2 separate regions of the Mus musculus genome follow, and region 1 is linked to region 2. The links are chromatin loops, found by intact Hi-C in ENCODE. Cell type or tissue: gastrocnemius. All regions are shown on one strand. Each heading gives the region's core, and the rest is flanking DNA. Links, peaks and the distances in the headings are about the cores only.

Region 1 (16,429 bases), core at 5,260-13,259, 50 kb before region 2:
CTCAAACTCTGTGCTGTAGAAACACCATTCTCTGTATGGCATTCTGTTGTTGTTTTTTAAGATTTATTTATTTTTATTATATATGTATAGGTGGTTTTAGTGTGTGTGTATAGATCTGTGCACCGTATGTGTGCAGTGCCCAGGGAGGCAAGAAGACAGTTTTGGATCCCCTGGAGTTTAACTGGAGTTAAAAATAGTTGCTGACCACCAGGGGTGGCTGGGAACCAAACTTGGGTTCTCTGCAAGAAAAAAAAGCATTTTTTTTTTACTGATGAGAAATCTTGTCATTCCCTCAGCATGGCAATTTTAAGCAAGTCTCTACTATACAGCAAGTACTCCAATTTGGGGACAAATCAGAAACAATGAGAAAAAGACTAGCCAGGGGGTCTGGTTGCTCATGTAAACTTTAGTCTACAATTATGGCTCTTAAATTAATGAAAGGAGCTTAACCTAGATTTTCTTAATAAGATGAAAAAGAATCTATAATGTTTTTTTTCCATTTTTTATTAGGTATTTAGCTCATTTACATTTCCAATGCTATACCAAAAGTCCCCCATACCCACCCACCCCCACTCCCCTACCCACCCACTCCCCCTTTTTGGCCCTGGCGTTCCCCTGTACTGGGGCATATAAAGTTTGCGTGTCCAATGGGCCTCTCTTTCCAGTGATGTCCGACTAGGCCATCTTTTGATACAAATCTATAATGTTTTAAGGAGACCATAACATCCTAGGAATTTATAGAGTGGTCACAAAAGGTTCTCCAAAAATGATCAATTATGAGTTTAATAGCAGGACAGGTCACAAATAGAGAAGACACATCATTTATTGCAGGTTATGTACAACTTCAGTTAAGGGGAGGAAAGAATGAATTAATATAAAATACTTAAATTAACTCAGCTGTTCAGAAATGAGAAAGCCATGTTAAATGTTTTCTAAAAATCAGTAGGATATTAAAAACTAAAATTCAAGAGAAGCATTGGGCCTTTTAAACTCATCTTGGAGGTCAACATAGGTGCCATGTCTAGTTCAGCATCTACTCTGAATGACAGGCATCTCCTTTAATGAATCCACTGCATAGCATTTAAACTCTTCCCTTAGAAGAAGCACTAATTCCCCTTTAGCCAGGAATAGTCTTTTTTGGCGACAGTCTCTTTTCTTAAAGAACCAGGAAAGCTAGCTTCCAAGGGGAACCATTTTTATCAAGTGCACAAAATGTAGCTGAATAACAAATCAATAAAGACAGAAACGGCACTTCAATTAGAGGTGTGAGATTACAGGGGTTCAACAGCTTTGTCTTCCCCAGAGAAGCAAAGATTCCGGAGAATGAAAAGGAGTGCTGCTGTTAAATATACACGCTCTAGTAACTTCAAAGTGACTAGGCAGAAGCTTCCAGCGTCTGAAAGCTGAAAACACGGCAGCCAGTAACCCCCTCACCTCTGCAGAACTCAAGAGTTCTACCAGGAAAACATATACAGAAAGAGGCACTTGTACCCTACTACACTATCTTGACAAGATACTACTTTCCTTTGGGGTGGGGGGCAGCTATTTCAGAAACAGTGAAAAGAAGCAAAAGCAATGTTTAAGCTATTCAATGCTTTAAAGAGAATGAAGTACTTAAAATGTCATAAAAGATGCAGTACAGATGATGGTATGTTTCCAGGTAACTTGAATTAGAGATGTATTTATTCAAAAAAGAGAAAAAGATCTATTGGGTCCAATGATAATGGTGAACTATGCTAAATCATACACAGAACAGCAATAATTTTATAAATATAACTGATTACCACATTTTGAGTTCTACTGTCCACAAGTAAAACTACTGTGCTATCCTATACACTGAGAAAGTTGTAGAGAAAAAAAGCAGCAAGAGACTGGGGTGGTAATAATGGTACCAAGCAGTTATTACATGGGCCTTGGGCTGCTTCACATATTTCCTATTACACGGGAAAACCAGGGCCTTCCTTTCTGTGAAGCTAGTGGAGTCTCTGATGGATAAACCATATTACAAAGTAATATAAACTAAAAGAAAAATTGTAACATTTCCCTAAATACTTTACAGCTTTTACCATTGTTATTCCAAGCTTAGCAATTCACTCCAAGGGAGAACTAGAAGATGAGCTTCACAGAGAAATGCGCTACTCACCCGACAACTGCATACTGGTGTCCCTCAACAACAAGAACATCAGCTGGCTTCCTTTCTTCTGTAACTAGCAAACAAAGCAAACAAGAAAGATAGGGAACAAGATGAAAAAAAAAAATCACTAGAGAAAAAAATTAAAAGGGTAGTTCCTGCTTAGACCCCAGAACTAGCTCATTTTTGAAACAAGTATCTACTGTGCCTTGGAAAGTTGTATGGCACTGTGAAAGAAGTTAGATGTAGATCTGAGTCCCACTACTGCAAGTACGGGCTGTATGAATATAAGTTATTCGCAATTAAAATGATCTGTCTCTCAGTAGTTGAATGATAGCCTGTGTAAATTAGTAAATAATGTTTTTCAAGTTAGAATTAATTTAGATGGGCTAGAGAGACGGCTCAGCAGTTAACACTGGTTACTTTCCAGAGGTCCTGAGTTCAATTCTCAGTGACCACATGGTTGGTGGCTCACGGCCACCTGGAAAGGGATCTGATGCCCTCTGCTGGCACGCATGTGTACACAGAGGCAGAACACTCAAAAATTAAACAAAATACATTAAAAAATAAATGTTAAAAAAGAAAAAAGAATTAGCGAAGAACTAAGATTTCAATACAGTAATTAATTTCCAGCATGAGATATCTCTTATCACTAGGAAACAAAATTCAGCATATAAAATAACTTAGATCACAGTCCTGGAGCAGCCAAATTAATTAGCTTACCAAAGTCATGTCAGTTTCTGATCAGTCCAAGTATGTGTTCCCTCTTTTCTTTCATGCAAAGAAAGTTAAATTCTAATCATAATTCAAATTGGATGTCTATTTGTTTTGTGACAGGAAGCATTCTTCTTTCTTTTTTTTTCCCTTAGATATTTTCTTTATTTACATTTCAAATGCTATCCCAAAAGTTCCCTGTACCCTCCCCACGCCCTGCTCCCCTACCCACCCACTCCCACTTCTTGGCCCTGGCATTCCCCTGTTGGGGCATATAAAGTTTGCAATACCAAGGGGTCTCTCTTCCCAATGATGGACGACTAGGCCATTTTCTGTTACACATGCAGCTAGAGACATGAGCTCCGGGGGAGTACTGGTTAGTTCATATTGTTGTTCCACCTATTGGGTTGCAGACCCCTTCAGCTCCTTGGGTACTTTCTCTAGCTCCTCTATTGAGGGCCCTGTGTTCCATCCAATAGATGACTGTGAACATCCACTTCTATGTTTGTCAGGCACTGGCATATCCTCACATGCGTCAGCTATTATCAGAGTGACAGGAAGCACTCTTAATTAACTCTCTATTGTGCACAGATAGGGTGAGGCACAGCAGATAAGAAAAAGATCCTGATGTCAGTCTGCCTGAATCTGAAGTCCTTGTTCTGCAACTACTTACATAACTGTGTAGGGCTCAAGCACCTGTGTTTGTTAAAAGCTTAGTGTGAGGACCATCAATGACATAACATCTATAAATGGCTTAGAATATCAATGCCTGCCGGCAAGCAATCACTCATTATTACATGTCAAGTAGCCTTCACTTCCTGGTGCCCACATCAGTCTCTAGTGAGTCAGTGAGATGTGGATGGGGCATGGCACCCTTACGGGGTTCTGGCAGCACACAGCAAAGCAGGAAAAAGCACAAGGTTGAAGCACGAGGTTAAAGCAATCACTCTATAACTTTAATCGAAAACCTATTTTGTTTGCATAATGTAGAATGTAGACTGTAGGCTGTGGGACAGAGGTATGCCCTCATCGTCATCAATATACAGTGGGAGGAACCATGTGTGACAAACTACACATACCCACTGGCTTTTTTTCAGGTAAAGCAATCTTTCCATCCGCTATAGAATCAACAAGATCCTGAAATTCTGCAGGAACATCAGCCTGCTTCCAACGCTCGTTGTCTAAGAGGAGGCTGTTCAAAAGGAAAGGAAAAAATGGTGAACTTTAACAGGCACATCTCAGGATCAGTCGTTAGCTAGAAGGAACAGAATAAACTGGACCCACCCACTAACAGAACAAACAGGTGTTTGTCTCTTAGCCTAGCCAAAATCAGCTAAGAAAACCAATTTAGTCAACCCTGAGAAAGAGACATTCAGTGAGGATCAACTGATAAAAGACTTCAACAAAGATAAAAAGTCTAATTCCATCGGAATCTAAGAAATTTGATCTTACTCCCCCATTCGGAGGAATTTGGCCTGTGATCAACTACGTTTACCCTTTAACCACAGCTGTTCTGTAAAGAAAAGGAAAGCAGAGAAGGTACCCGGCGCTACCTGAGCTTGGTCCGCCTCTCTTCATGAAACCTGTTCACAAACTTATTTGCTTGGCTCTGAAGGGCCCCAAGCAGTGACGTGCTCTTCCTCCCACAGATCTGTTCAGTGTCCACTATGAATGTCTCCATTAATCTCGAGAGTGCTATGAATTCCGTGGAATTCAATTTTTCAAGAAAACCGTCCTAAGTTTTAAAAACACCGCATCATGACAAAAGTTAGTATTACACAAAAGATGCATGAGCTATAAAACTGACGGAGCTTAGTAACTGCTACTGTTATTTTTATTTTCCTAGTATGTTAGTTGTATCATATTATATTTATGATTTAAAACATTTATACTTTAGCTGAAATTTCCTAATACTTTAGAATCCAAAACTTGGAACATACAGAGCTGAAGATGTCTAAAGCCGGTCATCACTTTGTAACACAGTAACTCAAATATATTCAAGTTACACCTTTTTGTTTGTGTGTGTAGGTAAACCAGCATATTAGATTTAAATTAATTATTATGGTGCTATATTTTTAAGTCTTTTAAATAAACAAATAATTGGAAAAGGATAGTTTTATAATTTTCTATTTCTATTTTCTAATTATTTGACATCTTAGTAGCTCCTTAGAAGACCACAGCAATAATACCATCAATTTTCCAAGTGTTAAGATGGATAAGACTGTGACAGAACATAGGTACAGTTACATATAACTTAGATCTCTAAAGTAACACTTTGTATATACAGAAGAATCTCCAAGACTATATGAAAATAAAATACCTTTGCTCTTGACATGAGAAATTTGACAGCTCGATCATGGCATACATCTGAAGCATTACACAGTAACTCCTGGATGTTACTTGCTAGTTTTCCTAGCTCCAAGTCAGTTAACCTCATGTCTTCACTGACTCTGAAGATGAGACAATGAGATTTAATCAGGAAACACAGTATTCTCCATATGTGATGTATCAAAGAGGAGGACAAAGATAGAGAATTCACATTTGTGGAAAAAATTCTGGGCTAGCTATTGTCCATTTTAATAAGTTTTAATGGTGCTCAAGGTAACATTTCAGAGGCCTAACTTTTTTACTGTACTAGTCCTACCACTTAGCTCACCCTGCAGCTGCAGTCTGCAGCCATTACAGCAGAAGAGATGTGTTCTGAGGTGAGGTGGCAGCTGTGCAGGAGCAGCTCTGTGATGCCCTGAGAGGAACAAGCTGGGATGGCCAGTGAGGAGGGAGGACATTCATAGCAAGTAGGTTCTTTCTTCCTGTGAGTGTAAGTTACTTAGTGGCAGAGGACTTACTGAACTTAGTGCTTAGCACTGGAAAGACAGAGCCCTTAAGGAAGCTGTATTAAACAGTTGTGTTTATATTTTGAGGGGAAATGCAAGATTTTTCTATTTCTAAATATTTCCATTCAAGAAGCATAAAGACCACAGAGCTTGGCAGTGGTAGCATGCACCTTTAATCCCAGCACTCAATAGGCAGAGGTAGGCAGATCTCTGAGTTCAAAGACATCCTAGCATACAAAGCAAGTTCCAGGACAGCCAGGGCTATACTGAGAAACCCTGTCTAAATAAAATAAAATAAATAAATAAATGCCACTTATTCTATGCCAACAATTCTTTAGCATCATAATAAGCCAAGTTAAGTGCCTGTGTCATTTATAGCCCTTTCGATGGAATAAGACAATTTTCAAAGTTATTATTAGCAGGCTCTGATTTATATTACTGGGTTATGATATTGAAGAAAGTTTATTATCCCTCAAAATTATATCGCTAAACCTATTTACTAGTGTCTTAGAATAACAGCAGGGTTAATAGTCTTAAGGTATTCTCAAAACAGTCTTGTATAATTTTACTGAGTCAGGTAGACTGTGGCCCTCAGTAGTTTAAATGATCAACCCACAGCTGCAATAGTAAGAGAGAAAGACCAAAATCTAGAATTGGTCTCTAATTCATTAAACTTCCTCTGTTCCATAATTTCAGGGATTAGGGGGACGGGACAGATGTAGTGGGTACAAATGGAGCCAGAACGCAACCTTTGGTTTCCTTCCTCAGGGACCATTTACCTCGTTTATGACACAGAGCCTCACACTAGCTCAGCAAGTAGGCTAGGCAAGTTGGCTAGGCAAGTTGGCTAGTCATTTCCATGCCTCTGCCTGTTCAGCACTTCGATCTCAAGAGCACACCTCCACATCCAACGTATGACCTGTGTTCAGATGTAAAACTCTTTTTGCTGACTTGAGTTTCCTCTCCAATGCTCAAAACACTTATTTATATAAAAACAGTCTGGTACTAATGCCAATTCCAACCAAAAAATGCTCATTTAGATGTTCAAATTTCCTACTGAAATGAGGTCTTATTTTCTAAAGGATTACTAAAAATTTGCCATGTAACAGAATCACTAATGAATTTAGAACCCTTAGCCATATGCTACTAACTCACAAAGACATAAACAGAAAACAGTAAATAAAAAGTTTTTAAATACTGCAGTGGCCTAACCAAAAGTGTGAATGTTCTTAGATCTTGTTTAATTAGCTGTAATTTTTCCTTAGAAAAGCTCTTTGAGTTTAATTGCTTTTAACTTCCCTGTCACCTCCGAGTTGAGTGGCAAGCTTTCAGGCACTGGTGTATAAGCTGAACATAAGCAGAACCATAGACAGTGCCTATGTTTCATCCTGTGGTAACATGCAATGAAGGAATGCCAGAGAAGATTCTAAAGTGACAGACAATGAGGACAGGAAATAAACCCACATAAACAACTGTGATGCAGGCTTAAGACTGTCAAATGTCACAGCAAGCTGCTAGCTGCTTTCAATACTTCTCTCCCCTGCCACAGTAACGGCTTTAGCTGCACAAGTATCTTTAACTGACAGACAGACAACTAACTAAAGACTCTAGTTCTCAAGCTCTTTTACAGAGCGAGTCATATGTCACATCCTAGCCTCTGCTGTGGAAGTGACAGTAAAAAGTACAAATTCTAGACCATGTTCCTAAAAAACAAGAGCAAGATGGAGAGTGAAGCTAGGGCCTCCCTCATGCCAGGTCAACTCTCTCCTACTGCAGTGAACATGGTGCTTTATCACAGAATAAGAAACGTAATGATAGCCGGGCATGGTGGTGGCGCCTTTAATCCCAGCACTCGGGAGGCAGAGGCAGGAGATTTCTGAGTTCGAGACCAGTCTGGTCTATAGAGTGAGTTCCAGGACAGGCAGGGCCACACAGAGAAACCCTGTCTCAAAAAAACAAAAAAACAAAAAAAAAAAAAAAGAAAGAACAAACGAACGAAGGAATGAACTGTAATGACTACACACTTCTCTGAGTATCTGGTTTATAGCAACAGTGGTACTACATACAGAACAGTAAGGAAGATGGCATTTTAGCTAAATGAGCTAAAGGATTATCTAGGTATAGGAGGAAAAAAAGGAAGAAAATCTTGCATGATACAAAACAATTACAGAGAAACTGTCAATCTAATTGTCAAAGGGACATATTTAAAATTAATAGCCTTTTTTAACCAAAAAGACCTTAACTAGAGAATGAAGTAGGAATTCACAAAGTGGTAGATGATTTTGCAATATGGTTGGAGAGCAGACATGTGCTTACACAAGCAACTCCAGCAAATCACTAAGAAAGGAAGAGGGAGGGAGGGGGGGGCAGACAGGCAAAGACCCTCTTTATACACTTGCCAGGAGAAGCTATCAAAAGGGACAGTAAGTACACGGAAAGGTGTTCTCCTACCAATAACCAGGACAAAACTAAAACTCCTACAGTTGCAACCTAGACTCCGAGCAGCCAACATGTACAAGACTACCAAATGGGGAGAGTGAGGGGAGTGAATGAAGATGTGAGGCAATGGAACTCTTCCTGACAGGACTCTAAGTAATGAGCAAATGCACATGAGGCTAAAAACCCAGAGAACCTTCCCGCTTCTGCTTTTACAGGGCAGACTGGTGTGTCCAGGGCCTTCCCTTCTGCAGTCTTTTCCTCTTGAATTATAACCTTAACTGAGAATGCCCAGTTATGTGTATTTTACAGTGAATATGCTCAGAAATGTGCCTGCCCCACGGTTTATTCCCATATGAATACGTATAGACTTTCTATATAAATTCCTTACCTTTTTTTCCCCCCATTTAAGAGAATGCCATCTTTTAAAATTGATCTCTTGCCTACAGGCAACAAATTCTCCTGCATTCTCATGTGTTGGCTGTCCTTTTTGGCTGTGCACTCAACTAAAATGTAAGCCCATTATATTCAGTGATTGTGTGCGCGCGCACACACACGTGTGCATGTGTCCGTCTCCATTCCTGGTGTCTATATGTGCATATATATTTTCCAACATTTGTTTGTAGCGTGTACAACAAAAATATTGACAAGCATTTAAAAGCTAAGGATTTAACAGTGCATAGTATGCATAAGAACCAGCAATTCATGAAATCACCAAAGGCAGGCCAATCCCTAAAAATAGAAATAACCCCAAATCTTATCAATAGCAGAATGACTTTTGTATTGTGATGTTGTCATAGGACATTATTTTTGTATACAAATAAAGTCCCACTACATGCACTTATCACACACATAATATTGAAGGAAAGAAAGCAGATAAACACAAAAGTGTGGTTCTATGATATACAACTGAAAATGAAAGCAACAAAACACACACACACACTAATAGTTTTAATGACTTGATTCCAGATGAAATTGATTAGAGCCAGGGCAGGGGAGGGTAAGTTTTCTAGAGAGCTGATACTGTTCCATTTCTTGACAATATTTCTTGATGAAATATTTGCATTTTGGAATAATTATTTGAGCTGAACATTTAGAATTTAACTTTTGTCCCACAAGTGCACTGTATACCAAATTCAAAAGTTTGAACCAAAACAAAACAAGGAGAATCCCAGTCCCCTGCACTCTCCTCCTCACTGCTAGGCTACGTAGAAACGATAAATGCAGAAACAAAAAGCACCTCAGATGCAAACGGAAGCCACAATGAGGGTAGGACAGCCGTCCACTCAAGTGAAGATCTCCTAACTCCAAAATAAATAAAATTATTTAAGATACAGAATTTGTTGTTGTTGTTGTTGTTGTTGTTATTTTGAGGCAGGGTCTTGCTGTATCTCTGGCTCTCCTGGAACTTACTATTTAAATCAGGCTGACTTTGGACTCAAGAGATTCACCTGCCTCTGCCGCTGCCTCCCAAATGCTGGGGAAAAAGCTGTGCATCACCATGCCCAGTCAAAATACATAATGTTAATATAGATTTAATAGTATAATAATAACTAGTAAATATAAAGATATTAGCCTAAACACAGACAAAATATATACATTTGCTAGTGCATTTCAGGTATTTCAGTAGGAAGGAAACACTGTAATAAACTGATGTAAGTAAAATGTGAGCTCCATGAACTCTGGACCCCAGGTTGATTTACACATAAGCAACAGTACTAAGTCTTGCTATCCTTAACAACGTAATACAAACTATGCTCTTGGAACAGAAAGCATTTACAGTTTTTGCTCTGTCTTTTTCGATAGCAGTTATTACAGTTATTACTGAATTGTGTAAGACAATGTTCTGGGTTATCAAAGGCGGACTCTAGCATCTGGGGTAAAGAGGCATCATGTCTGAGTGCAGATACAAAGAGAAAGGGGAAGGGGTGGAAGGGAAGAGAGTGAGATGGGGTCATGTGGCAGATTATTCAGAGCTGAGGCCTTGGAATGGAGGATTTTTGACAGTGTTCATACTATTATTGCAAATTTTCTGTAAATGTGAAATAATTTCAAAACATATATTTTACAAGTGATGTTTGGAAAGGCAATGTAATCCACTAAGAAACTCACATCTCTGAGAAACCAATGCATAAGGCCAACACATCTTTACTAATATAAAGTAAAGGATCAGGACGGGAGAGAACAAAGAAAAATCACCAGAGCAGTAAGCGATGTGGGTTCCTGGAAAAGTTCTGTTTGGTTTATATAAATTTCCTCTGAATCAATTTCCATAGTGCTGAAGGGAGGATGGCTCAGGAAATAATTCAAGCTCCTCACCACTCTAAGATCCTGTAATCTCTCCACTGTCTCCACGGCTCTCCTCCACACCCTCTACACATCTTCAAAATGAAGTGTATGTTTCATAAAAATTACTTTGTTAAATTTTCAAGGGTCACATTTTAAAAACTAAACTTGAATCTCCAGTCCTACTGCAGCAGAGCTATTGTTCTCAGAAAGCTGCTATACTCACATAATCTCTATACCTCCTGGAGGAGCACACGCTGATGTCTGCTCCTTGCTGGATGAAGAATCAGTAGTACATTCTGGTTCTGATACCGAATCACTGCTGCAGGGCTCGCTATGTGGAGACGTGTTTCTTTGAGAGGTAGTATCAACCGCCGCAGATGCTGGCTCACCCTCACTGAAAGCATCACTTATGAACCAGCCCTCGTGTGTCAGGTAAGCCACGTCTGTGTCCAAGGAGCTGTCCTTCCCAGCGCTCCTCTGCTGTGGGATCTCTTCCAATTCTCTAGTCCTTTGGCTTTTCTCAAGAACTGACAGAACAACACTGTGGATAATATTCAATGTTGCCTACAAAAAAGTAAAGATAGGACTTTTAAAAAGATGCATTTAAATATCACAAACCTAAAATTTATAAGAATTATGTGGACACAATTCTGAATATCTATGATCAAAACGAATCAAAGTCTTATAAGAAATGTTACAGTTTTTATCAAGTTCCTATTGATAAAATAACAGTGACTTGTGAAAATCAGTCACACAGGAGAGGGAAGCTCACTACAGCTTAGAACCCACAGCACTTACATTCTAATGTATTTTTTAATGGACATTTCCCTAAAACACTGTATATTTCACTAACCTCTTAATCATGCTGTGCCAAATACCTCTCAGAGAAACTTATTAGTACATCCACCTGCTTAAAAGAACAATAGCTTATATTCCTTAGCATTATACTGTCACATGGGGATGTCTCATTCTGTTGTCTGATCACTCCGAGCCTGTTCTCACTCAACACTTCTGCTGCCTCCTCTGAACAGACAGCTCTTCCCTGTAACCTTTGTACACTGTCCTTCTCATCACTTGGGTCCTAGCAAAACATGGCGGTTTCCTCAAAGAGACCTTCCTTCAGTGACTCTCCCACAAATGCAGTTGTGGCTGCTCTACTGTGGTTTTGCTTTGTTTGTTTAAGAACATTTATTGTCATCTAAAATTATCTCTCTATTCATCTTGGTCTCTTTCTTCTACACTGTTAGCTCCACCTCATTACACTTATCTTAATGGTACTTGATACAGAGGAAACACTTAAACACTGAAAGCTAGGTAAACGAAAAATAGCTTACATAAACTACTATTTTTAAGAACTATTAAGAAATAAAGGATTTTGATAGTCATAGCTGCAAATCTCAAATGCATTGCTTCCTCTCTGAAACATTTGGTTTCTTTTAGGGATGGACATGATTCTAAGGAAGCAGATTCCAAGTTCAAATTTTCTGAGTCAGTGGAGGCTGAGTAAGTCCAATCAGCACAGACACACATCAAAGGCAGACTGGAGGGAATGCAAGCAACTAAAACCAAGGCCCAAAGATATCATTATGTACATAAAAACTTACCCTCACCCAAATATATTTCAGTTCTGAGCACTGTCCAGAAAGCTGACTGAATTTCAGATATTCCAGGCAACTGATATGTAAGCTTACCTTAACTCTCTGTAGGAAAACTGTAAACTTAGAGAAAATGTCCTTTAACAGATCAATCCACTGGGGAAAATTCAACATTCTCATTTGATCTGCAAGCCTATAAGAAAATTTTAAACAAAAATAAGTGTCTCTGGACCAATATGGTAAAATCTATAAGCTGGAGGAAAGGACATTAAATATATATTTATAAAATATAAATATTTTATATATAAAATATATTTTATAAGTATAAAATATAAGTATATATAAGTACATAAATATATATTTATAAAAATAAAGTGCCATTTATCTTGAACCCTCACTAGAATCATAGGTTCCTGAGCTAAAGAGGTCAGTTACCAAACTGTCCTATCTGTTTAAACACCTCCCTGTCCAATTAGTCCAATCACATACACTGACATGGTCCATATCATACTGTAATTCCATGGGAGAATTTTGTGACCACACACTTAAACCTGACATTAGCTAAAAGTAAGGATCTCTTGTGAAATAATAATGGAAGTATACCATTTCCCTCAAAAGATGTAATAATCTACTCTCCACTATGAGAAGTAGGACAATCCGCTGCCACGGACTCTGGGCAGCATCAAATCAGCACAAAACCCTAGCTGTTGAGTGCGGCTGCTGTTGTAATTCTATGAGTGACTGAGCTCTTCCTTGCCATGTTTGATGTTGCTTTTATTTTTAACAAGGAGGAAAAGTATGTATCTTTTACAGTTTGATAAGAACTGTTATCAACAACATACAGCACATTTAAATATATGCCAATGTTATTACTTGATAGTAACTCTAAGTTAATAAATTCTAATATGAAACAGGTTAATATAAAATAGAATTCCCTAAGGAGATTTTATAGAAAATAACATTATATATTTCCAGTGAATGCTGCTATAGCCATAAGTTTATTAAAACAAAACAAAACAAAAAAACAACAACAAAATAAAACAAAACACATTCTTGTACTGGATAGCAGGAAGCTCTCTGCATAAGGTGAGAAAATTTGTTACAGTGTCTTACTAGGGTTTTTATTGCTGTGGGAGAACACCATGACCACAAACAACATGGTGAGGAGAGAGTTTGTTTAGCTTCTATCAGGTCATACTCCACTGCTGAGAGAACTCAGGCAGAGAACTGATTCAGAGGCCGCTGAGGAGTGCTGCTTACACTCTTGCTCGCCATGGTTTGTTCAGCCTGCTTTCTTACAGCCAAGAGCCACCAGTTCAGGGACGGCAGCACTCTGAGTGGGCTGGGATCTCCCACATCAGTCACCAATTAAGAAAGTATACTACAGACCCTGCCTACTGGCTAATCTTATGGACTCATTTTCTCAACTGAGGGTCCTTTTCCCTAAATATTGCTAACATAAACTAGCCTGCCCAAGAGCAAGAAAATAAAGTCACTGTCCTGAATTTTCTAAAAGTTGCCATGACATATCTCCCAGAAGTTATTACTTCTCACTAGTTGCTCCAACCAATTCGGAGACAGATGTGCCAACAAATGGTGCAGAAATTGTAACACATCTCCAATCTGAGGTTTGAGCCCAGAGAAACTTAATAACTATCTATATCGGTGATCAGATACCTAAATTCCTTTAAAATTTAGATACCTAAATGAATGAGAACTTCAGGCATAAAATACTTACCACTATCTTTCTAGAAAGAACAGGAATGTCAAGATGAAAACAAAAAGTAGGGATCAGGCAACTCAAAAGTAAATACCCAAACTTCTTGGAGCCTCTTAGAAGCTTGATTATAGAGCAAAACAATGTAAATTTAGTATTTGCTACCCCATTATAATAAATTATTTTCAACCTCTCCCACTTTCCACCAACCTTCTATTCCTCTTCTATGCTCAACTTTACCCTGAAAACCAACCTGCAGAGCTAGGCCAATTTTAGAATCCTTATAAAGACTAGAAAAAGCAAAGATAAGGCAGTCAACTCACTTTATGGTTTTGTTAGATTTACCTGAATCCAAATAATTCAAAAATACTAAATAGAAATTTTCAAAATCTAATAATTTATCACCATTATAAGTAGTATGATGACTGCTCTGTTCCCTCCCTCACTTGGATTAGACTCACTCCTTTATTTAATATATCCATGTTGTATATACTACCTGCCCAATATTCACTTAGTAACAACCTTAGCTAACAGATCATCTACATAAGAACAATGACCCAAAGAACGCAGCAGGTTAGAAACACATGAACCCCTGTACTATGTAGCAATAATAGAAGGCACATAAGGAAAAACACTGTATTTACACACACAGGAGAAAGTTCTCTCCTGTCTGTGGTTACAGGCTGTACTGGCTAGTTTTGTGTCAACTTGACACAGCTGGAGTTATCACAGAGAAAGGAGCTTCAGTTGGGGAAATGCCTCCATGAGATCCAACTGTAAGGCACTTTCTCAATTAGTGATCAAGGGGGAAAGGCCCCTTGTGGGTGGTGCCATCTCTGGGCTGGTAGTCTTGGTTCTATAAGAGAGCAGGCGGAGCAAGCCAGGGGAAGCAAGCCAGTAAGGAACATCCCTCCATGGCCTCTGCATCAGCTCCTGCTTCCTGCCCTGCTTGAGTTCCAGTCCTACATCCTTTGATGATCAACAGCAATGTGGAAGTGTAAGCCGAATAAACCCTTCCCTCCCCAACTGCTTCTTGGTCATGATGTTTGTGCAACAATAGAAACCCTGACTAAGACACAGGCTTTCACAGGAGCTCTAAAAGTATCTCCTGAAGATAAGGGGTGGGCTCTATTGGACCTACTCCTCCAGTTCCCTCCCTGAAGAGTCTATATCATGGGGGCTGTTTCCTCTATCCAAGGTCCTTTATTCAAAGACAGTACTATCTTTTTTTCTGAATTTTGTTGAACACTTATTTCCCTTATCTTTTTTTTTAATTTGAAAGCTAGTATATTATTCAGATAGCAGTCTCATTATACATGGCCCAAGAACATTCAAATAAAAACTCAGATTCAAAGTTAAAGATTGGTCTTCAAACATCATAGCCAAAAATTACACGTTTGCCTATGATCTCTCGGAGATAAGACCACATCCACACCTCAGTGGCCAACAAGCCATTCCGCACAGCTTCCTTAACTGTAAGCTGTTTGAAGCTACCAGTTTTAGCACTTTCAATTGTTTTTTTCATGCTCTGAATAGCTGTAGGGATTTCACCAGGGGTTGGAGGAAACTAGCTCAACCTTGACGTAGTGCCAAAATGGGGCCACTCGAGGCTTGAAGTAAGTCACAGCATTATCTCTTAAAGGTACTTTATTATCATGTATAATATTTTTACACCCTGATCCAAACCTCAGCCAACAATTACTTAGTTTAGTAACCTTAAAATTATAACTTATAAAAATAGATTATTGGGAGCAAAAGAAAAAAATTATAATTTGTACATGTCCTTTTCCCTAACTGTTAAACACAAAGCTATATAAACATATGTATACTTACTTTACAACAACGTCTGTGTCTATTTCTTCTATTTGTGAAACTTTATTAATCACACGCTGCAATTTAGAAAAAAAAAAGGGGCAATTTGGTTAATTGTCTTTAGAATCCCAACTAATTCATGTTTCATCTGTACATTAAAAAGAACATCCTGAGGTTGGGGGTGGGGCAGCTCAGTCTGTAAGGTGCTTGTCCTGCAAATATAAAGATCTAAATCTAATTCCCAGAATTCATATTAAAAAGCCAAGTGTGGCTGTAATCCCACCGCTGAGGAACCAGAGATAAGCAGAAGCCTGGGGCTCACTGACCAGCCAGCCTAGCCTATTAGGCTAGCTCCAGGTTAAATAACAGACTGTCTCAAAAAACAAGGTGGATGTCCCCAGAACGACATCCAAGACTGTCCTCTGGCCTCCACATGTGTGCAAACACATGCATGGCCACCACTCTACACGCATCTGAATGTGCTCACACACATAAATATCAATTAAAAGCATAGGAACTGGGCTGTAGACTTAGCTCAGTGGTTAAAAGCACTGGTTCACCTTCCAAAGGACCCAGATTTGATTCCCAGCACCCACTTGGCAGCTCATAACCAGTTCCAGATGCTCCAATGCCTTCTGGCCTCCTTGGGTACCAGGCATGCAAATGATGCACACACATACTTGCAAGCAAAGCATCCATATACATAAAATATTTAAATAAATAAATAAATAGAATTCAAAACCACAATAATCCTTTTCTGCATGTGGGGTGGTAAGGATTAAACATAGGGCCCAACTACAATAAATACTCAGTCCCAAGAAACACATATGGATTATACAGAAAGTATAGCACTTTTACACAGGGTGCTATCTGTTAAACTAGAATTCACTTATGGAACTTG
Region 2 (16,429 bases), core at 5,478-13,477:
GTCACAGTCTACTGTGACACTGTTCTACAGTATTGTCATCAGTCATCAATTAGAACTGTTCTTGTGTATCAGAGTACCGCCTTTACCCAGCAACTGATCTTTTACTGTATCTACTCCCCTCGCTATGTTTTGCTGTTCAATGTTTATGGCTCATTCTGTCCACCATGTTAACCACTGCAACTGCTGACCGGCCTCTAGTACAGTTGTTACCAATCCCTTCCAATCTTGGGCAATAACTCTATTTAGAGTAGACCAGTTGTTTAGAATATGTTTCCAGTAAGGCATGTACATCCTATACGAAACCATAAACACCTTAGATGTATCATTTCTATAGGATGCCATCTTATCTCAGCATAACCTTTTTCCACACCGTTAGCAGGCATATGCTGTATGACTACTGGAAAGCTGAGGGTGATCTTGTAACCCTGGGCCATCCCTTCTCTAACTCTGGTGGCATAGTTGTTTCGAGATTTGTAGAAGATTGCAGTTGCCTGTATTACTACTTTGTGGGTTCTTTCTTCCTCCCTTCTCCATCCCTTTTCTTCTACCCTTTCAACCCCCTAACAGTAGTTAAGAGGTGGGGGAAAGGGATAGAGAGAAAAGGAAAGAAATCTCCAAATAAAGGCAGGGGTCAGAAAAGGGGTGACATCATTAGACAACTTCCTAAAGATTTTGGGCATCAAGTTCCTTGGGACAAGTTTGATCTTTGCTGTCATGATATCTACTTTCTTGTTGTTTCTTCTTTCCACACAACTACTTTAAAAAAATGACCAACAACAAACAACTAATAACCCACCCCTGCGTCTCAGGGCCCTAGCATTTATCTACCTGCTATAAAGTCCCCAGGATTCCAAACATCACACAACTGCAGAAACAATCTGCAACTGGCAAACATCACAGTCCTACCAGAGCACAAGAGAAATCATAGTCACCTGCTGTGGATGATCTGTAGCAGCCCCATATCCCACACCTAGGATTAAAATAAAAACATATTCTTATATCTGTGTTTGTTTTCTTTTTGTTTTTGTTTTTTCGAGACAGGGTTTCTTTTTGTAGTCCTAGCTGTCCTGGAACTCACTCTGTAGACCAGGCTGGCCTCGAACTCAGAAATCGGCCTGCCTCTGCCTCCCAAGTGCTGGGATTAAAGGCGTGCACCACCACTGCCCAGCATGTCTGTGTTTTTTTAAAAAACCAAATTTTCAAAATTGTCACTACATCTGATGTCAATTACGAAAGTTGTTCAGAATATTTTGTTTGCTAAGAAACTTATTTTTCCTTGTTTGAAAAAAAAATTCCACAGGTAAACATTCTTAATCTTTTCTTAAATGTACAAATACATTTTGTACCCAAAATATTAAAGATGAGACATGCCATTCATTCAACAAGACTACAATACTGGCATACTACCAAAATGACTAGAGTGCATAAGTTTTAAGTCCATTTTGTTTGTGTTCATTCACCAACAGTATAACCATATGAAACTCCTTAACTTATATGTTCCTTTCATCATCTGTAAAATAAATGAAAAAGACTACATCTCAAAAATACTTGAAAAATTATGATAATATGTACATGTAATATTTAATGCTATCTCAATATTAGTGCTCACAGACTGGTTATTATAATTACATACTATTTGTACTATGTAACTGACAATGCACTAGTTACCATAAAATCATTAGGAAAAACTATATATGGAACAACATTGCAACTGGACTACAGTACAAATATTATTTTACTGCCTTAAGGCCCCCAAAATCACAAATATAAAAACAAAAACTACAACAGGTTGGAAACCTTGCAAATGGGATAGGAGCTGGACAGATGGCTCTGTGGTTACAAGTGCTTGCTACACTTCCAGAGAACCTGGGTTCAGTTCCCAGCATCCACAAGACAGTTTACAACCACCTGTAACCCCAGTTTCTGATGACCCAATGCCTTCTTCTGGCTTAGACAAGTATTGTACATACATAACAGAGCCATACATGAAGGCAAAAAAACCCATACAAATAAATAGAAAACATAGCTAATTCTCTCTCTCTTTTTTTTTTTCTGTTTTTTTTTTTTTTTTTTTTTTTCAAGACAGGGTTTCTCTGTATAGTCCTAGATGTCCTGGAACTCACTTTGTAGACCAGGCTGGCCTCCAACTCAGAAATCTGCCCGCCCCTGCCTCCCGAGTGCTGGGATTAAAGGCGTGTGCCACCACGCCCGGCACCAATTCTCTTTTTAAAAGAGTTATAAATAAGAAACAAAGATACAAAGCTAGAACCCACAGCAAACAGGCTCATCCACTTGGACTTCTTTACAGTTTGGTAAAAACTGTTATTTTTCAGGGTTACCAGAAAAATCTCTTTCACCATTTTTTGTACAGGAAACAACCAATCAAGCATCTTATCTAGTGTAAAAAATACATTGGGGAGCACACCTTTCATCTCTGTGAGTTCAAGGCTAACCTAGTCTACACAGCACACGCAAGAGAATGGGGGAGATGCTGTGCCGCAGACCTTTTGGGTCCCTATGTCTGCGTGGAACGGGGTCTCTCGACGCGGGTGGGCAAAGCGTGGATGATGACAGACAGACACACGCAGGAGAGTTTGTGTGGAATCTGAATGTAATTTTACAACTCGAGCATCAGACTTTTTATGCAGAGGACAATAAGGAAGTTGGGTGACATATTCGCAAGGTACAATTGAGGTAACTGGAATCTTACATAAAACAGAGGAATGCAAACACAAAAGGTCTAACGGGAACCACCCAGGATAGAATACATTGATAACAGCTGGGATCAACAAGGGCTCCACCTAAAATTCACTAATCTTAGAAGCCAGGGTCAAGGGCTTCGCGTCCTTGCCACAGTTCCTATTTTAGTCTCTTGTATAGTCCACCTTCCCCTTAGGCCATTGTAAATATGTGTATGGGTGTAACTCTGCTATAGTATCTATTCTGGTTTCTCCTTTGGTCTGAAACTTCCTTCTTCCTAAGTGATGGTAAATTCCTGTGTAAGGGAGTGACTTAGCTTTTACAATCTTGCTGAATTCTAAACCCTTGATCTTGGTCAAGGATGCCCTTGGACTGTTGGAACACTGGCGGAAGGCTTTAGCCATGTCAGAGCACTTATAGGAAGATACTGAAAGAGAGCACGTGGATCCATACTCTAGACTAGCGTGGTACTGGAACTCGGGAATGAAAAATTAATGTATGGGTAGAGAACACTAGCCTCCAGGAGGAGAGCTTCCTTGAAACTCTTTTGCCTCATGAGTGACTTTTAAGCCTTTCGGCTTGTCCAGTTGACTCGACCAGAGAGCGTAGCAATGCTGCTAAGAAAATACACAGACATTGGAGTCTTTAAAGGCATCATTACTGACCTATTTGCTAAAGGCCTAGCTTTCAGTTTACAGAAAAAAATAATAATAATAACAGAAAACAGGAGATTACAATTTAAGCCTTTAAGGAGGAAACAACCAAATCAAAACCATAAGGCTATAAGAAAACTAATCTGGTTACTTATTGATTTTAATAAGTCATTCTGGACTAAATTAGTAAAGTGCCAACAACTAAAAAGCAGTTATACTTTATTGAATCCTGTTTTTTATAAAATGGCTTTGAGAAACTCTTGGAACTTTTAATATGAATTGGCTATAAAATGTATTTTGAAATCATTAATTTTCTTAGTTATATTAACAGTATTGGGAAAAAAAAAAAGGCTGGAGAGATAGATGAGTGATTAAGAGGTTGTGAGTTCAATTCCCAGTCAAACACATAGTGTCTCACAACCATCCATAATGGGATGCCCTCTTCCAGGGTGTCTAAAGATAGTGACAGAGTAATCATATACATTTAAAACAACAAAAGTACAAAACATACCGTAAATATCTTTATGCTTAGCATTAAAATAAGAAAAGTATTTACAAGTGATATATCTCACTACCTGTAACTTCCTTTTACGTGATTAAGCAAAGAATTCACATAAAACAAATCTGACAAAATATAAAAACAAGGTAAAATATATTGAGTATTGAACATTCTTTTGTTTTTCCATATGATTTTCAAAGTAAAAGTTTAAGGAAAGGAAATTACATATTTGTAAAATACTAGTACAAAATGTAAGTATGCAGAAAAAAACTACTCAATTTGTAAACACTACTTAATGTACCTCAAGATGACATTACTGCATAACTTCAAATATGGAAAAAACTTATCAAACAGTTTCAGTTCACGTTGGGGTGGGGATTGGTTCTAATGCTTTGATTTAATCAGACCAAACCCTGAAGGCCCTTGTCCTCAATTGGCTTTTGATCAATCAATAAAGATGCCAGCACCTGGGCTGGAGAGATGGCTGGTTAAGAGCACTGATTGCTCTTCCAGAGGTCATGAGTTCAATTCTAAGAACCCACATGGTAGCTCATGACCATCTGTAATGGGGATCCAATGCCCTCTTCTGGTGTGTCTGAAAACAGCGACAGTGTACTCGCATACATGAAATAAATAAATCTTTAAAAAAAAAAATGCCAGCGGCCAATGGCTGGGCGAAGATTTGCATGGGCTAGGAACTGGGAAAAAGGAGAAAGAACATTGCCATGACTCAAGGGAGAAAGATGGGACACAAGAGCTGCAGGAGAGAAAGCCAACCAGTCATGTGAGAATTTGGGTGGGTGGTCACTGGCCACTTCCTCAATTGTGCCTGGGGTAAAACAAAGGAAGGTTTAGGAGTGCCCAGTCTTTGAGGTAGCCAAGGCATTTTAAAATTAACTGGTGTGTGTCTGTGTGTATGTATGTCAGTCTGTCTGTCTGTCTGTCTGTCTATCTTCCATTCAGGAATAAAGATAGGGTGTGTGCACGTGTGCGACCTGCCAGGAGCCAAAGTAGTGTGACCCAAACTCACCACTACAATGTTGCACAAAAATTGTACCATATACAGAAATGGAATTCCCTAAATTCTAGTTTCAATTGCCATTCTCTACACTTAGGATTTATTACAAACATTACCTAGATTGGATGTAAAAGTTATGTGCTTACTTCTACACTGTGATAGATACTGCCTAGAGAAGACATTATAAAAATATTTATACTCAACTCTAAATTATCCTTAAGATTACACATAAATCAATAAAAAGGTCCACTTTATTATTCTTGTTTAATATTTTGAATCTACACAACACATCTTACTAAAGTAGCTTAAATACAGCTACATACTATTAATTTTTTAAGTTGCCATACAAAATAATGGGCTTCATTATGGCACTTTCATACATATGTGTCATCATACTTTTTTCTAGTTTATTCTCCATCCCTAAAGGCAGTCATACTTGACTAAATCCTGCTATATAAAAAAAAAAAAAAAGGCAATATACCTGAAACTTTTAATATGAATTAGATACTTAGTGGTATTTTGAAATCATTAATTTTCTTAATTGTATTAATAGTATTGAAAATATCAGAAATTTCTTTATGCTTAGCATTAGCCAAATATACTAATTTAATTTCTTTTCTCCTACTCAACACATGTGATACCTTAGTGTACAATCTAAAATTGCCTGTCCTATGTCATTCTACAGACTTCTAACTGGTCCCTCTGCTTCCAGTCTAAACTACTATATATAGAATTTTAGAATTAATCCACTAAATTATACTTATACTTCCTGTTGTTATACTTCAGCTCAAAAACTTTTAAAAATTATTACTTCCCAAACTAATCTCAAGTTTCATTAAGTAGTACTCCAGACTCTTACAATCTAATGTTGACTTACCTTCCCTTGTTGATCATCTTACTCTTTATTTCCCATAGATACACTCTTTCAGAAAAGGTGGTCTACCTGTCCTTTAAGATGTGCGAAGGCTGTACTGTGCCCTTCTAAAATATTCATATCATCTTCTCCCCTTTCTCCCATCAAAGGTTACTTTAAATTTCATTTCTAAATTACACATCCAAAGAAAACAAATATACATACATTTGAGACTATAATTAAAAATAATTCCAGCATTAGCCTATCATCTCAGTTCCTAGGTGTCAGGTCCAAAACAAACCCAGGACCATCAGCTATCTGTGGTGCCTGTTAGCACACCAAAGCACATGCTGGCCTCCAGGCTTCCTCAGTATCACAAGAACCTGCTACAAGGCTGGAGAGATGGCTCAGTGGTTAAGAGCACTGAGTGCTCTTTCAGAGGTTCTGAGTTCAATTCCCACCAACTACATGGTGGCTCACAGCCATTGGTAATGGGATCTGATGCCCTCTTCTGGTGTGTCTGAAGATAGCTACAGTGTACTCAAAAATAAAAATAATAATAAAAAAAAAACTTAGAAAAAAAAAAAAAACAAAGAAAGAAAAATACAAAAACAAAAACAAGTACGTGTTACAGATTGAGTCCATGCATACTGGCACCCTGAGTCTACCTTATTAACTTCAGCTCATGGGATCTCCTCCCCTGAGCTTCTCATTCATTCCCTTAAACTCTACTATTTCTTTCAGCTATGCACTCTTTTGGTCCCCTTTCTCTCGCCCATCTCTCTTAGTTGTCTCTTTCTCCTCCTCAGTCTCTCCTTCAACCATAACTTGAGGTGGTAATATCCTCAGTTTATACACTAGACAGGCTAAGACAAGAAAACTGCAACTTCAATCATCTTGTTAATAGTGTGATTTCAAACCCACCTACATTATAGAGTTCAAAACCAGATCTTGCCCAAAAATAAAAAAAAGAGGTGGTGGAAGGGGTATTCCAATTTGCTTTCTATGCTGTGATAAGAACTGTGACCAAAAGCAACTTGGGGAGGAAAGGGCTTATCTAGCTAGCTAATACGTCAACCATACACAGTCCATCAATGGGGGAGCCTGAGGAAGAAACTGGTACGGAGATCCTGGTTTGTCCCTAAGGCTTGATCAGTTCCTAGCTTTCTTATGCAGCCCAGGGTTAGCATGGTCCACAGTGGGCTGGTCCCTCTCACATTAATCAGGAAAATGATCCACAGGCTTGCCTACAGGCCAATCTGATAGGAGTATTTTCTAATTGATGTTTCCTCTTCCCAGATGATCCTAGCTTGTGTCAAGCAGACAGAAAACTAACCAGCCCATGAGGACATGATTAAGTGGTATACTTCTTGCCTGGTATACACAGAGGCCTTGGGTTCAATCTCTAATAATATATACACACATATATATGTATATACATATATATATGTATGTGTGTGTATATATATATATATATTCCCTAGAATTTTTTAAAGTAAAAATTTCCAATAGTCAAACACTTAATTAAAAAGAAATGATTATCTATAGTATAACTAATTTTTATCTATATCTATCTAATTATCTATAGTATAACTATAACTATAGTATAACAGTCAGCCAGCCTAGCCTACTGAGTTCCAGACCAGTAAGAGACACTGTCCCAAATTCTAGAAGGTTGATGGTACCAGAGGAACAACACCGAAGGCTGTTCCCTCTTGATTACACATGCATGTGCATACATGTACACCCACACATACATATGTATCTTTATGTGTATACACACACACATACACACAAAGAAAATACTTAGAAGAAACAAAGCACACTGTTAAACTATCTGCTTTGCTAAATATTTCCATCAGTCATGCATCATAAGCAAATTTAGGCCTTTTTGTTCCTTCTAACAAACAAACAAAAATCACACAGTAAAGTGAAGCTTGACAATTCTTTAAAGAAGTTTTAATTGTGGTTACCAAAGCACTCATACTACGAATAGAGCTAGGTCTGTATAGTTTCAATTCATGCTGCCATTTAATAAAATGATTTCTTAATTCACTCAACCATTCACTCTATGAGGAGGAGCTCAGTGATGGACACCATTGTTGATTCTTATGACAAATGTTAGTGAGGGTTAATTTTTCTGAGACAAGGTTTTTCTGTGTAGCCCTGGCTATACTAAAACTCACTCTGGACCAGGCTGACCTCAAACTCACAAATCAGCCTGCCTCTGCCTCTCTGCCTCTGCCTCTTTGCCTCCCTCCCACCCTGTCTCCCTACCCCCTGCCTCCCTCCTCCCTCCCTGCCTCTGCCCCTCTGTCTCTGCCTCTGCCTCTGGAATGCCGGTTCTTCTTTTCTTTCATTAAATAGAAATATTCCTTGAGCTAGACAACACTCAATAAAGAAGTCTGGCTTTATCCACAAGACAGCTTTCCATTCTTATCAACTTTAAGACCCTAGCTAGTATTGATGAATTTCTTACTCTGGAGGAAAACTGGTAAGAGAAGACAACCAAGTAAAAAATTTAAAAAGACTCTTAACATTCTAAAGGGAAACATTTTTTACAAGTGTGAGAGGATGAGAATGAAGCTCAGTGACAGAACACATGCTGCAAGGTCCCCAGTTCAGTCACAGCATCTGGAAAGTTGTGATTAAAACAAAAAGGGGGTCTGGAGAGAAGGCTCAGTGGTTTTGAATACTTGTTGCTCTTTCAGATTCCAGAGTTCAGTGCACACACTCACGTCAGGCAGCTTACAACTGTTCTAACTCCAGGTCTAGGGATCCAACACCCTCATCTGGCCTCTGTGGGCACATGGCACAAACAGCCTCTCATGCACACGTATACAAATACACATGCTCACACTCCCACACATACATTTTTTTAAAGGTTCGAGAAAAAGCAGAATGATCAGACCAAAATGCCCCAATAAACTACTCATGAGAGAAACAGAAGAACAAAAACCCTTGAGACTTGTCAATTAGGAAATCATAAGTCATCCAGGAAGCACTATCAAGTCAACAATGGGAATGAAAGTCAGACTGCAGAGGCTAAACTGGAACACACGATGAGGAAATGATAAAGCAATGTTCAAAGCCAGATGAGCTACACATGTAGGATGCTCAGTGGGGACTAAAGTTTGAGAACAGCCTGGGCTACAAAGAAAGACCCCATCTTAAAATAATTTTTTTAAAGGCTCAGCTACTATTTTGAAAGTTTAAATTGTGGTGTCATAAAAAAGAACATCCTGCATATCTCTTTCTTAATGCAAAAACCTCTGTGACAACATACAGGAGACACAACAACATGTTAACAGTGAGTCTATCTCTGCGTATTGGGATGACAGATCTTTCCTGACAACTGTCCCATTTCTAAACATACTGGCCCAGTCCTTCATTCCTCTGATCCAAACAAGTACTTCATGATCTTTACAGTACTTTCTCATGTGACAGGGACTTATCTGCTCGTTTCCTACCTTTCCCACCATACTATAACACTTCCACTTGTTTCACTTATCATCCTATACTATGCCTAGCATTTTATAAACTTACGAATGTTCACTATATGTTTCAAATAAATGAATACTGTGGAAAATTAGGTAAGGCCACACGTGCCATTAACAATGGCTCATATTGGGTTTTATATTATATTTGAATGTATATGAACCTAAGTCCATAATATTATTTGTTTATATAATAGTATCTGGCTTTCTAAAACTTGATTCCAGCTCCCTATCTTTCCTGAGAAATAACAGACTGCTTAAGAAAACTGGCCATACAAACTTAGACTTTGATCATTTACTAGCTGTATGACATTTGATAGCTTTCTTACCTCCAGACATCTCATGTCCTCATTTATAAAAAGAAATAGCACATAGGAACGCCGTAAGATTTAGTATCCTTTGTAAGCTCAGGACACATTAACTGGTACATGCTGGGGTACATTGTGTGAAGGTGTCTCTGTATATTCAATTGTTGATTGCTTACAGGCAGCAAGCTAAGTACTAGCTGGATCTTGGTATTGTTATTCCTATGGCCTCATATTTTGTAAACATTCTTACTTGCTGATTGGCTTTAATAAAGATCTGACAGCCAACAGCTAGGCAGGAATTGGACGGTAGAAGTTACAGGCTAAGAAAGGGTTTAAGGGAGAAGAAATGAGAAACAGGGATTCATCCAGAGAAACACAGAGGTAGTCAACTGAAACAGAGAGGTAAAGAAGTTGTCAAGTGGTGAGTAATAGGCTAGTTAGTTGGGTTAAACTTAGACTGAGATAGCTGAGAGTCTGCTAAAAGCCTGAGCTATAATAAATATTAATATGTCTCTGTGTCATTATTTAACCACTGGTAGGTCCAAAAAAGTCCCCATATAGGTACATGGAAAACAATAAGTAACTGCATAAGTAATAAGTAACTACAACTACAACTGCTAAGTTTTTTTTTTTTAAAGATTTATTTATTATATGTGAGTACACTGTTGCTGTCTTCAGACACTCCAGAAGAGGTCATCAAATGCCATTACTGATGGTATGAGCCACCATGTGGCTGCTGGGAATTGAACTCAAGATCTCTGGAAGAGTATGAACTCAAGATCTCTGGAAGAGTAGTCAGTGCTCTTAACCACTGAGACATCTCTCCAGCTCCCTACTTCTAAGTATTGTAAATAGTTTTAAAACAAGAAAACATTAGCATTCATACTTCCCCATTCAAACATTTATTTACACTGTAACAGCATGGACTTCCATTACTTTGTTTAATTCTAGTCTTGAGACTGGGGTGAGGGGTAAATATGAATACAAGAAGAAGCAAAACCAAGAAAATAAAAAAGCCATACAGAACAATGGATCTCACTGCATGCCTTAGAAAGCAATGGTAAGGCCAGCAAGCAGGAAGGAGAGAGTAACTCAACAAACAGGTTATGAGGCACTTAGGCTTATGCCCAACTTGAGGTCAACCAGGTCTAGGCACCAACCCAGCAAACCGGCCTAGAAGAGGTAGTTGCTTCACATCCTCCTCCTGTTTCACATGTTCTTACCTTGGGGAGAGTTAGGACAGAGGTCAGACAGAATGAGGACAAGAACTAGATTGCTTCACTCCCACAAATGGATCTAAGGGTTTCTAAAGTTTTATGTAAAAAATGAGATATATATTATTAATGAATAAAGCAAGGATGCCATGAAAGGAAGCAAAATAAAAATAGTAAGAAAAAAAAAATTACACCATCAATATTTTACTAAATACTGTAGTTCATAATTGATTGGCTCCATTGAGATAATTTTGTTGATATTCAAATCATTTCCATTATATAGTAAAAAAATAGGTTCAAATGTAACTTGGTTTCAAACTATTTAGGTAAGTAATGAGAGCTATGGGATTTGAATTCCGACTTTCTGATTAAAGTCCATGCTTCTGCTTCTACACCACAGTCTCTCCAATTAAAAAGTAAATTTACTCTCACAACTATTATTTATGTCTTTTTTTTTAAGTTGGTTTTTCTAGACAGTCTTACTAAGTAGCCCAAGTTAGCCATGAACACTTTTAACCTAAGCTTACATAAACTTGCAATCTGCCTGTCTTAAACTCCCTAGCACCTGGAACACAAGCATGGACCACCATTCCTGGTTATATGCATGTTCTGTTAAGTGACAGGAATAATTCCTATGAAAGAATTAAGACTAGACTAGACTCTTCCTTAAGAGTAATGTAGTGCACATTTGCATCAGTGTGATGTATGTATTTTTTATTTTTCAAGACAGAGTCTCTCTGTGTAGTGTTAGCTGTTCTAGAACTCACTCTGTGGACCAGGATGTCCTCTAATTCACAAAGATCTGCCTGCCTCTGCCTCCCAACTCCTGGGATAAAAGGTGTACACCACCACCACCTGGATATTGTATTCTTCTTAGCAAAGAAGAAATCACTCCACTCCAAAAAGCTTCGATAAGCAAACATTCTACTACTTTCAACAAGAAATGTGTTCTGAACCTGCTCTTAAAAGTGCTGCAGGTGTGGGTACTGTGTTCCATGTGAGTCAGTGGGTGGCAGAGAGGAGAGAAAGGCGATGTCTAATCTCAGTGTTCTGACTTAGGAACATCTGGATGATGTTCATCATTTCCTAACATTCCCTGAAAACAGCGAGCCTGAGAGAACCACCAGTCCAGCATCAGAAGATTCAGTCAGGGAGTAGTCTGAAAGGACCACCAGCACAGCACCACGAAGGCCCAACAGCTCCCAACACTGGGAGCAAGCCAGAGATTAGAAGAACCTCACCTGGGACTAAGGACCCCAAAGGAGAGAGCCTGAGGTAAGGATACTAGCATGGAACCACTCTGGTGTACTGAGCAAGGAACACACCAAATGGGGCATCACGGGGCCTGGACAGGGAGCTAGCCTAAGATAACCACCAGCTGGGTACCACGAAAGCCTCAGGAGGCAGATCATGCCCAAGAGGACCCCTGCCCAGCACCATAATGCACTAGTGGCAGCATAGCACTCCTGAGAACACTCCTGAGATGATGCCAGACTCTCAGAGACCCCAGGCACCACTAAGAGAAACAAAGAATAGAGACATGAAAGAGAAACAAAGGATGTGGGTACAATGAAGAGAGGCAGAACTGGAGACTCAAGGGTAGTGAGGAACAGCCTGATGTATGTAGCTAGTGATTCTACCTGGGACCATGGTGAGGTCCTGGCCTGTGCTGTCACCTGGGGCCATGTTTGGGTCTGTGGCCCTGCAACACCAGAGGTCTGTTAACCACCACAGGCCAGATGAATGTCCCTGGTCTGGGCTGCCACCTAAGGACATGTTCATGTCTGAGAGCTGTGCAGAAATGGCCCCACCCCTCACCTGGACATTATGGGAAAGCGAACCCCACCCCTAGCCAGCTGCAGTACTCAGAAGAATGGGCCCTACAGACTGCAGGACTTGCAGGAGAGCCAGATCCCAGGGATGTGAGAGTTGGGAGAACTGGCCCTACTACTCATCTCCCATACAGTAGCATGGATGAGGGAGAAACACCCCATACACACCACTCACCACCTGCAGCAGGTGGGAGACCTGGCCCTGGGGTCATGAGAGCAGAGAGCTGACCCTGTCCCTCACCAGCTACAGCATTTGGGGGATTAGACCCTGCACCTAGGCAGCACAGTAGAGCTGACCTTGGTGGTGAAGGCACAGGGGAGCCAGCCCATAGGGTATGGACCCCAAGGGCATAAGCATGGGAGAGCTGATCCTGCCCTTGTCTTCCATGGGTAACATAGGCATGAAAGAGAGCACTCCCATCCCACCTCACTTTGCCACCTACAGAAGGCAAGAGCTAGCCAAGGGCATCAGAACAGGAAAGCTGGCCCTCAACTACTGCAACAATCAGGAGAGCAGGCCCTGCACCTGGGCAGCACAGTACAGCTGGCCCTGGATGTGGGCGTTGTAGATGAGCTAACCCTGAGAACTAAAGAGAGTAGGAGAGCCAGCCTTGCCTCTTGGCTGCTATGTAGTGGCATGGGCAAGGAAGCAACCCCCCTCCATTCCTTTTTGTTCTTCCCACCAGCAGTGGTAGGCAGGTGGGAGAACTGGCCCCAGTGGAATCATGAGAGCAGGAGAGCTGGCCCTTCCTCTCACCTACTGCAGCAGTCTGGAGAGCAGGCCCTGCACATTACCTGGGCAGCACAGTAAAGCTGACCCTGATGGCAGGAGTGCTCGTGGGCCAGCCCCAAGGGTGTGAACATGGAACAATTGGCCTCACAACTTGTCTGCCATGTGATGAAGAGAGGGGGGGGGGGGGGATCCACTTCCTCACCCCTTATCACCACCAATGACAAGCAGGAGAGCCTGCCCAAGTCATCAGAGCAGTAGAATTAGCCTGGCCCCTCACCTACTGCAGCACTCAGGAGAAAAGGCCCTGTACTTCACCTAAGCAGCAGAGTAGTGCTGGCCCTGAGGGCATGAGGGCCAGAGAGCCCTCCTCCCACTTGTCTGCTGGGCAGGGGAGAGGAGGTAGACACACCTCCCTCCCCTTCCTCGTCCCACACCATCTACAGGAGGCAGGAGAGCTGACTCCAGGATCATCAGAGTGGGAGAACTGGCCATGTCCCTCCCTCTCACCAGCTACAACACTTGGGAGAGTAGGCCCTGTACCTTACCTGGACAGCTGGATAGCGCTGGCCCTGTTAGCAGAGTGTGCTGAGCAGTTCACGTACCTCTCAGAACCAAAACTAGGGCTATGAATTAGCATACCCCACCCAAGAAAACTAGGCCCTCTAAATCAACATCATCAGAGCTCATATGAATTCCCAGAGATGGACACAGCACACAGGGCCTGCACAGGTCTATACCAGGCCCTCTGCATACATATGGCTTCCTGAGTGTGAGAATGAGCAGGTCTCTGTATCCTGTGCCCTCTCTTGGGCTCTTTTCTTTCTGTTTGTTTTGTTCTATTCCAATGTGTTGGGTTTTATTACTACTATTCTTTATTTTATAATTTATCACATTATTACTACTACTCTCCCTCAGAAGCTTGCTTTCTAATGGAGACAGAAAGAGTGTGGATCTGAGTGGGAGATGGGGAGGAACTGGGAGGAGTAGAGGGAGGGAAACAGTAATCAGGCTATATTATGTGCGGGGGGGGGGGGGGGGGATCTATTTTCAATAAAAGAAAAAAAGGATAACAAGAGGTAATGTTGGCTAGAATAAATTATAAATAATTGTAATACCAGAAATTTAAGTTGTCAGTTAAAAGCATCTGATGTTTTTCCAGAGGACCCGGGTTTAACTCTCAGCACCCACCTGGCGATTCAGAACCGTCTAACTCCAGCTCTAGGGGATCCAACACCTTCACACAGACATATATGCAGACAATCCACCAATCAATGCATAAAAAGGAAAAATAAGTAAACCATTCAAAAAAAATTAAAGTTGTCTTTTTCCTCTTTCATGTGTGTTCTATGTATGTTGGCACATATGTGTAACGGTAGACTTGTATGTGAGAAAACGGAAGTCCAAGGTTGCTGTCAGGAATCATCATCCAAAGCTCTTTCATCTTATTCACTGAGGCAAGGTCTTTCAGTCAAACCCAGAGGTCACTGGTGCGGCACGGCTCCATAGCTAGCTTGTTTGGGGACCCCCATATGTGGCTTCTCAGGTAGACTACCTAGCCTGCCTGGAATTTACTGATTTAAGTGGGATCTGAACTCTGACAGTCATACTTGTGTATTTTAAATGTCTTACAAAATAACTGATAGTTTCAAGAACAAAAATTATTATCATTTATAATTTTAAAATTAAAACTAAATAATATTCAAAATGAAAATGGGAGACTCCTAGCAGTACTACAGTAGTTACTAGAATTAACCCACAATTAAAGGCCCACTTGTCTCTAGTGAATAGATACCTCAGGAAAAACCCAAAGAAATGTATATACTTTATTCCTTCTTTGGGTCACTGATGTAACTGCATTATTAGCAAAACTTTTGCCAACCAAAGTGAAATTAGGACACTGATAGTGACTTTTAGTGTCCTGATACTAATTATTATACTAATTATTCAGAACAAAACAAATCCTAAAGCCTCTCACATTTAAGTTTTTGAAGAATAAATATCCTGTTCCTAAGGACCTTTCAATTGATGGTTTTGTTATCAAGTAATGATCTTGTCTTTAAATCATTACCTTAGAGAATTACAAATAATGCTTTTCTAACTTTCTTTTTTTTTTTTTTTTTTTTTTTGGTTTTTCAAGACAGGGTTTCTCTGTAGCCCTGACTGTCCTGGAACTCACTCTGTAGACCAGGCTGGCCTTGAACTCAGAAATCCGCCTGCCTCTGCCTCCCAAGTGCTGGGATTAAAGGCGTGCGCCACCACGCTCAGCTTTCATACCTTCTAAAGTCACTTTTGAGGACAGTAAGGTCAAGTCAAATGAAGACTGAATATATTATATAGGCTGCTAGATTTAATGAGTAGGCCTTTCTTTTATCCTAAGCCGAGTAAGTGTTGAAATGGAAGACAGGTTGCTGAAGAGGTGGGCCTTGGGGGTTTGGCAATGAGGAGGAATCAAGAATTGGTAGCTCTGGGCTGGTGAGATGGCTCAGTGGGTAAGAGTACCCGACTGCTCTTCCAAAGGTCCAGAGTTCAAATCCCAGCTCATAACCATCTGTAACGAGATCTGACGACCTCTTCTGGTGTGTCTGAAGACAGCTACAGTGTACTTACATATAATAAATAAGTAAATCTTTAAAAGAAAAAAAAAAAGAATTTGTAGGTCAAGGAGATAGGTTTGATGAACAGAACATTAATTTGGTACTTGAACTTTTTTTTGGGAGTGGGAGGATTGGCTTTGCCAAGAGATGGGAAATACTAGAATTGGTGAACAGTCAGACAGTGGGTTAATCTTAAAAAGAACAGACAACTATATTTTAGGTCCAAAAGGTAGGAGTTGTGTATAATTGGCAATTAGGTACATTAATTTTTATATGTATATTATATATACCTGGACTTTCAGCTACTTTGTGGGCTCTTTTTCTTCCACCCTTTTCCATCCCCCTTCTTCTATCCTTTCAAACCTCTAACTCTAAACAGGAGAGGAAAAAAGGATAGAGAGGAAAGGGGGCAACATTATCATTAAACAACTTCCTGTTCATTAGAGGCAAGTTTGAGTTTCACTGTCAGACATCTAATTTCTTCTTGTTTCATCTTTATGCAGGACTACTTAAACAGAAACCAACAGC

Evidence for each region. Peaks named below come from ENCODE experiments on the same cell type or tissue, not always from the same donor. Only the 100,000 strongest peaks of a DNase experiment are listed, where the experiment ranks them.
Region 1: it touches region 2 in a loop (6-fold over the local background); 2 of 42 quality-filtered maps call a loop at or near these places.

What each region holds. Positions count from the first base shown.
Region 1 is chr11:21,294,517-21,310,945 of GRCm38, reverse strand. It overlaps Vps54 (VPS54 GARP complex subunit), which reads right to left. Exons shown (of 23, transcript NM_139061.5): 10 at 15,550-15,605; 11 at 12,096-12,192; 12 at 10,628-10,968; 13 at 5,166-5,295; 14 at 4,399-4,580; 15 at 3,925-4,037; 16 at 2,144-2,207. Among named protein-coding and RNA genes, the nearest start is that of Mir1933, 42 kb to the left of the region's middle. In gastrocnemius, for the core only: no CTCF peak of the experiment used is centred there; no DNase peak of the experiment used is centred there; H3K27ac peaks cover 1,648 bases.
Region 2 is chr11:21,244,829-21,261,257 of GRCm38, reverse strand. The region is part of intron 1 of Vps54 (VPS54 GARP complex subunit); the gene reads right to left. It also overlaps the pseudogene Gm23582. Among named protein-coding and RNA genes, the nearest start is that of Vps54, 14 kb to the right of the region's middle. In gastrocnemius, for the core only: no CTCF peak of the experiment used is centred there; no DNase peak of the experiment used is centred there; H3K27ac peaks cover 1,004 bases.